Linked DNA regions of Mus musculus: regions 1 and 3 are each linked to region 2. Evidence: chromatin loops called from intact Hi-C (ENCODE). Cell type or tissue: heart. All regions are shown on one strand.

Region 1 (2,500 bases), 54 kb after region 2:
GACTCCCTCACCCCCAGAAAAAAAACTATCCAGACTTTCAACTCCACTAGCTAGTCTGGCCAGAGTCTGACTGACTGATAAGCAGAAAAACACCTCAGCCATTGTACTGGTTACTTTTCTTGTTGCTGTGATCAAATATCTGACAAGAAACAACTTAACTAAAAATAAAAAAAGGGTCTGTTCTGGCTCACAGTTCAAGGATGCAGTGGAGTCATGATAGCCAGAGTTTGAGGCAACTGGTGACTGTGCCCCTGCAACTGGTGACAGCTGGTGATGGGGCCCTTGCAACTGGTGACAGCGCCCCTGCAACTGGTGACAGCTGATGACAGTGCCCCTGCAACTGGTGACAGTTGATGACAGTGCCCCTGCAGCTGGTGACAGCTGGTGATGGTGCCCCTGCAACTGGTGACAGTGCCCCTGAAACTGGTGACAGCTGGTGATGGTGCCCCTGAATTGGTGACAGATGGTGATGGTGCCCCTGCATCTGGTGACAGCTGATGACAGTGCCCCTGCAACTGGTGACAGCTGGTGATGGTGTCCCTGCAGCTGGCGACAGTTGGTGATGGTGCCCCTGCAGCTGGTGACAGTTGGTGACGGTGCCCCTGCAGTCAGGAAACAGATAGATGCTGATGTTCAGCCACTTTCTCCCTCCCTTTCAGGCCAGGGCCCCAGCCCGTGGATGGTGACACCCACGTTTAGGGTGGGTCTTCCCACCTCAGTTAACTTGATCTCACTGAGAAACACCGAGAGGCTTGTCTCATAGGTGATTCTTGATCCTGTCAGGTTGACAATCCCTGTTCATCATCACAGGCATCCTTTGTGGCCACACACATTCATCCAACAGCATGTCTAAGATCTGACCACAGTTGCCTGGAGGTACAGCTTACCAGACAGGCATGGAGTGAAGCTCTTTAGAAAAGTCAGTGTTGCTTACCACCAGGTTACTGAAGAATAATGAGAGAAAAAAAATAGGACGGAGGGGACCGCCGTCACTGAGGGGCTAGGCAGGGACACCCTCTGGCATGGTTTGAGGGGGCTCTTTGGGGGGTTTGTTGTTGTTATAAATGGGTTATGCAATGCATGGTTGCAAGAAATCTGTGGGTGATGCTAGAAAAGACTGCAGTCTAGAAGCTTCCATTTCTCAATGAAGCTCCTCATGGTGCCGCAAACATGCATTTGTCTTCCTTTCCAGTACCCTCAACACCCACAAAACATCAGGTTTAGGAATCTATTTTACCACACTGATAAAAAGAAGAAAAAAAGACATCCTCTAATACAGTATCAATACAGCTTCCCTAAGAAGCCCCTTCTCCCATCCCCTTCCCTAAACCCCACTACTACACACACACACACACACACACACACACACACACACACACACACACACACACACACTCTGGAGAACCATTTGTTCTAATTCTGAGAATCCACTCCTGTCCACCAGAGGGCACAGTTGACCTCAAACTTGGGAGCCAGAATTCCAGTGGCTGAAATCGGCAATCTGGAAAAACTCTGTCTTAGAGGTAACTGTCAACTTGACACAGTCCAGAGCCATCTGCGAATGGAGTCTCAACTGAGGACTTCCTAGATCAGATTGGCCTGCATGCATGTCTGTGGGTCATTGTCTTCTTTTTAGTTGATGTAGAAGGGTCCAGCCCACTGTGGGCAATACCATTCCCTGGGCAGACAGTCCTGGGTGGCATTAGAACGTTAACTAAGCGTGAGCTTGTGAATGAAGCAGCTGGTAGACGCCCTTGGTAGGTCTGGCTTTCAGGTCTCCCTTTGAGAGTCTACCCTGGCTTCTCTCAATAATGGACCTGGCAGTGTCAATCAAATGCATCTTTTCCTCTGCAAAATTACTTCTAGTCGTAGCAACAGAAATGAAACTAGAACACACACCTAGAAGCACTGGGTCCTCCTCGCTTAATGGTTAAAACCGAAACTAACACATCTGGCATGAGAGGCGACAAGTTCACCCATACCGTGTCTGAACTTGAGAAGTGTAAGCCTTGAGACAAAAAATTCTCAAGAGGCTCTCAGGAGCTCTGCTCGCAAGGTAAAGCTTCACAGAGTCGGGCTTTACCACCCATGCTTGCAGTGCCCACAGTAATGGGCATGGGCACTGGACAACACTGCATCCTATGTATGCTTCTGGAGCCAACTCTGCCTGCCTTTCTCATCATTCACCTCACCTCCCAGGCCCATGAGAAAGGAAAGGGTTGTGCTGGGAAGTTGGTCCCCAATTCACTTGGTGCACAGCAACTCTCAGGTACCAGCTGACCTAGTGTCGGCTCCTACCTCTGCCACTCACTGGCTATGTGGCTCTAGGCAGTCAGCTAAACTCTCAGCCTCAGAAGCCAACCTTACTCGTCAGTCACTTAAGCACGTTGCAAACACTCGATGAACATCGGTCCTGTTGCTCACTGGCTGCTTGGTGTCATTTTGTACTTGTTGAAGGTTGAAACTGCTGCCCTGTAGGCTTGGTTGCATCCTTCTTGGG
Region 2 (2,500 bases):
GCCCCTGCCCTGTTTGAGATCCTGCCCTGACTTCTTCAGCGATGGACCATGATGTGGAAGTGTAAGCAAGATGAACTCTGTCCTCCTCGCCTTGCTTTGCTCCTGGTGTCTCGCTGCAATAATAGAAACCCTAACTGGGACAGAAACGGTACATACCTGCTCCCCTGGCCCTTGGTGCATAAATACACCATATGGGACCTGTGGGACTGCTCTCTGCCATTCAGCTGCCTTTGCCTGGCTTCAGACTTGTTCTGGGCTTGGCCACCTCTCTTCTGGTGTTGCCTGCTGGGGATGCTCTGCTGTGAGTGAGAGGTTGTGGGGGACAGCCGTGTTGGCTCCTCCAGTATCTGCCTTACTGAGGGACGGAGCCGTGTGTGTTTCCAGTCCCTTGGCTTCTCCTTTGGAACTCTGAGGGGCTGTGTCAACACAGAGGTATGAGACTGAGGTAGTCCTTCCCCACAGGGGAAGGGATGGGCAAATATGGCCATGGCCTTCTTTTTCTGTGCTTTAGAGTCCTCCTGTCTCAGCCTGTCTTCTGATATTACAGGCTGTTCCACACCAGATATCTGTGCTCTTCTGAGGCATAGTGGGCTACCGTATGATTCTTTTACTTGTTTGCTTGTTCGTTTTAATAGACTGGCCTCAAACTTCCTCTATAACCATGGGTGACCTTGAACTCCTGCCTCAACTTCCCAGTGTTGGGAGTGTAGGTCTGCAGCCCACAACCCGTTCCAAGAAGATTATTTTTCATTTCTTGTGAGATAATTCATCTATCTTTTTTTATGGCCTGGTTGGAGGTTCATTTACTGTTTTGACTGGGCTACACTTCCCTCTCCACAGTCTAGTTGTGTGTGTGTGTGTGTGTGTGTGTGTGTGTGTGTGTGTGTGTGTGTGTTCACTCACATGAACAGCCACCTCTCTGTCTTCATAAGCTGGCTCTATATGGGGAAGTCCTTTGCCAACCACACTCAGTACTCACTGTGGCCTCACAGCACATTTCTGGAAATGTATCTTTGCCTGAGCATGCACACACGGCCTCGCCATCAGAGGAGCTGCTCTGTTCCCTGTAGGAACTTGCTCACCTTCTCCCTCTGGGAGACTAAGCAGGTGCTGTCAGAAGCCAGTCCCTCAGGATCCAGAACACACCAGGTGGGGCAGAAAGCAGCCCCCTGAACATTGGCCTAAGGCTGGCATGGTGGCTCTGCCTCCCACCCTTCTGTTTCCCTCCCATAGGGGTGGGTGGACAACATCGCCAGCAAGTGGATGCCACCAGGTAGAACTTGCAGGGAAAGCAGCTAGACTTCCTGTGACATTGCTTGTGGCCAAGGCCACATGAAGTCCATGCTAACTCCAGCGATTCAAGAAAGTTTCCATTTCTGTGCATTTGACTTTGGCTTACAGCTCAGCTCTGGAGCGATCCATGGCGCAATCTAGCGGGGAGCTGAAGGCTTCTAAACCAAAGGCTTCAGAAAGGGATCAATACAATCAAGGTCAAATGTTGGGCTCAGGGGTGGTAAGGACTGTGGCTCCCTGGGACACTTTCCCAGTGTGGCCAATAGGAGGCGCTCAGGGGTTGTCTTTTAGCCAGTAGCCCCAGTAGTACCAGAAATAGTATCCAGAGGGCAGGTATGATATCAGGAGGGTCAGGTTCTTGTATTTCAAACACCTTAATTCAAATCCTGTGTTAAGCCTCTATTGGAGAGAAAGTTTACATAGGGGAAGTCTGAGGTAAAGGGAAGGGCAGAAGTAACAGGGCAGACCTGTACTTCAGAGCTTTCGCTGAGGCACCTCCTTCCACACACACTATCACGCCATCATCGTGGCACTGGGCTAGGAGGGAAGCGACAGACCAGACTCCAGGTTGGAGAGCAGACAGTGTGTATCTGGTGGTATGGGAAGTGCGGCAAAGGCTCTCCAAGTGTGTGTGTGTAGCTCGCTCCCCTGCAAAGGAACATAGCCCAGTTGCAGGTTTGCACTTTGAGACCCTAATGTCTGTCAGAGGGCTGGCTACACTACCCACCACTTTCTCCCACATCAAGAGACACAGTTATCAATAAGACACATTATCAATAAGGCACAGGAATGGGGGAGGGGATACACACACACAAAAAATATTAATGTAGAATTAATTAAGGCTAATTTTGGACATGGAATTCAAATTACTTTTGTTGCGAAAATATTTTGGCAGCCAGGCATGGTTATGCTAGTGACAAACTGTTTTCTGATAGCCCTGTCACCCCTCAGCAGAAAGCCTGAAGCCTCAAGCTGAGATAACACCAGAACCCGGAACAGGAAGTCCTTAGAATCTGACTGCTGTTGCCATGGTACCCACAACTACCCCCAGGAAGCCAAAGGCAGGCTCCCCCAGCAAAGCATCGCCGTAGGAGAAGGGGTGAGCCCCAGGTGTCATGAGAGCGTTCAAGATTCAGGCTCAGAAGGTGCCCAGCCTCCAACTCTCCCTTGGTTCCGAGACCAGTGCAACCAGCACCCCTCTGCTTCA
Region 3 (2,500 bases), 140 kb after region 2:
GAATTGTAAAAGTGTATACCAGCAGGCCCAGCAGATCCGTGAATTCTTAAGACAGCTTCCTATGAAATTGTACAAAGAAAATGTGTGTTCAGAAAGCTTGCTCTTTTTACTTAAACAAAAACATATTCTGAAAATTAGATGTGGGAGTTGCCTGTGAAGCATGTTGGAGTCATCGAGCTGCATGGAGCCCCAGCTTACCGGTCAGGCTGACGGAGATCCCATGCTGCCTACACCTGTGGGGAGGAGTGGGCGGGGCTGAGATGTGCAGTCAGCCCCCAAACAAGTGCTCCAGAGCCTGCCTTCTGAAGTCTTCCTAATGGTAATGGGCTGTTGTGACCTGTGTGTCTAGAGCCCAGCCCAGTGCCTGCTGCCTGCCCAGAGTAAACACTTATCCGCTGAGCCGAGGACCGGGCCACTAATAGAAAATATATTGGCATACGTTTATAATTCGATTGAATTATATTCAATTTAGTCACCTGAAGTTTTAGAATTTCCAAAGACACCAGCAGTGATTTTAGATGTCTCCTTTTGTTCCTTGTGTCTAGTTCATTGTCAAATCCTGCTTTATTTCCCCATCTTCCTGACCATACCTCTGAAATGCAATGCACAATTGGGCCTGTCAGCAGTTCCTTATGGATGGGAGAGTAGCTGTGTGCGTGTGTGCGTGCATGCGTGTGTGCGTGCGTGCGTGTGTGTTTCTTCAGTGGTATACCGACTGAAAAATTGACTATGATCCAGTAAATGTCATCCCACCAATACACATGGAAGCAGCCTTTGTATAGTTAAACTCAGCGGGTCACACAAAAAGTCATGAAAGTAAAAGAGAATATAAGAAGGGTTTCAGCGTGGTGGCACATGCCTTTAATCCCAGCGCTCAGGAGGCAGAGGCAGGTGGATTTCTGAGATGAGGCCAGTCTGGTCTACAGAGTGAGTTCCAGGACAGCCAGGGTTTCAACAGAAGAGTGAGGGTGATAGAATATTGAAAAGGTAACAGGTAAGAAATGACTAATATAATGACTTCTTATATGCTATTGCTTGGGGGGTGGGGGGACTGGAGAACTCAGCAGTTAAGATTATGCAGAGGACCTGAGTTCAGTTCCCAACACCCACCTGTAACTCTAACTTGAATGAGAATGCCTCCTTAGGCTCCCGTATTTGTATGCTTAGTCTGCTGGTGAACTGGAAAGATTAGGAGGTGTGGCCTTGTTGGAGGAGTTCTGTCACTGGGGGTGAAGCCCACACCATGCCCACCCCTCCCTGTTGCCTTTGGATCAGATATAAGCTCTCAGCTACTACTGAAGTCCTGTCTTCCACAAGTGTTCATGTGTGTGTGTCCATGCCCATGTACATGTACACAGACACACAAAAATGATAGACATAAAAATGTTTAAATGACTTGAACTGAAAAATATTGCTGACCTGGTTAGTGTTTATAATGTTAATTGGTGAAATCCCAGTGGTCCACTGTACGGACATTAAAAGGAGTAACTTACTGTTCGTGTGATAACAGTGCCACCTTCTGGTATTGGTTGCTACATTTAACGTAATCTGACATCTACTTCACAGGAAGGAGAGAAGATACGTAGCAGCATAGGATAGCTTTGAAATTCATAGAAATGTTAAATCACCTTTCCCAAATAATAACTTTTGTAGAGGTAACTGTAGCCTCACATTCATAAGAAATAATCTAGAGAAGCTGGGATGTCTGTAGCAAGATGCTATCTTATCAAAAGATAGACTATAGGACATGTTGTATGCCCTTCACTCAGTTTTTCCAGTAATCCCACATAAAGACATAGTGTAGAATTGTAACCATGAACTAGGCTAGTGCTTAGTGGCAGTGCTTACCCACTGAGCCATCTTGATGGCTGATCAGGCTTGGGACCTAGCTTTAGAGAGTAGATAGGCAATAATTTTACATATGTGACCAGTGGGGCGTTTGCCTTTTAACCTCTTGGGGTTGGGATCGGATTATTTTTCCATGTGCTACAGACCCAAGGAGATAATGGAATTTGCCCAGTGTTATAGAAAGTTAAACATGATAAAATCTAGTGTGGAAAACTACCCACCTAGAGGCCGAGATGGTCAAAGAATGATGGTATAGTAAGAAGCAGTGTGGCAAAGAGGATTTCTAGAAAACCCCTGAAGAACTTGTGGATACATGATAAGGAGTGAGTAAATTGATTTGCAGTTTTTTGTTTTGGTTTTGGTTTTTTTTTTTTTTTTCGAGACAGGGTTTCTCTGTATAGCCCTGGCTGTCCTGGAACTCACTTTGTAGACCAGGCTGGCCTTGAACTCAGAAATCCACCTGCCTCTGCCTCCTGAGTGCTGGGATCAAAGGTGTGCGCCACCACGCCCGGCGATTTGTAGTTTTGATGGCTCAAAAAGGGATTGAGAATAAAGTCATTATCTTCAAGGTTCAAGGCTCCCAAGCTATGATACACAAATCTCTCCTTGCCCTAGTTTTTTTCAGAGGGAGAGGTAAGGAAGGGAAAGAATG

The links. Peaks named below come from ENCODE experiments on the same cell type or tissue, not always from the same donor. Only the 100,000 strongest peaks of a DNase experiment are listed, where the experiment ranks them.
Region 1: a loop joins it to region 2, with 5 times the contacts of the local background. A loop is called at or near these places in 14 of 42 quality-filtered maps.
Region 3: a loop joins it to region 2, with 7 times the contacts of the local background. A loop is called at or near these places in 36 of 42 quality-filtered maps.

What each region holds. Positions count from the first base shown.
Region 1 is chr7:130,826,114-130,828,613 of GRCm38, forward strand. No RefSeq gene overlaps it. Among named protein-coding and RNA genes, the nearest start is that of Plekha1, 38 kb to the right of the region's middle. In heart, a CTCF peak has its summit at 1,475 (motif pointing right); no DNase peak of the experiment used is centred here.
Region 2 is chr7:130,771,824-130,774,323 of GRCm38, forward strand. It overlaps Btbd16 (BTB (POZ) domain containing 16), which reads left to right and starts at 2,246. Exons shown (of 16, transcript NM_001081038.2): 1 at 2,246-2,500. In heart, a CTCF peak has its summit at 1,559 (motif pointing right); no DNase peak of the experiment used is centred here; H3K27ac peaks cover 834 bases.
Region 3 is chr7:130,913,655-130,916,154 of GRCm38, forward strand. No RefSeq gene overlaps it. Among named protein-coding and RNA genes, the nearest start is that of Mir7061, 6.6 kb to the left of the region's middle. In heart, a CTCF peak has its summit at 1,518 (motif pointing left); no DNase peak of the experiment used is centred here.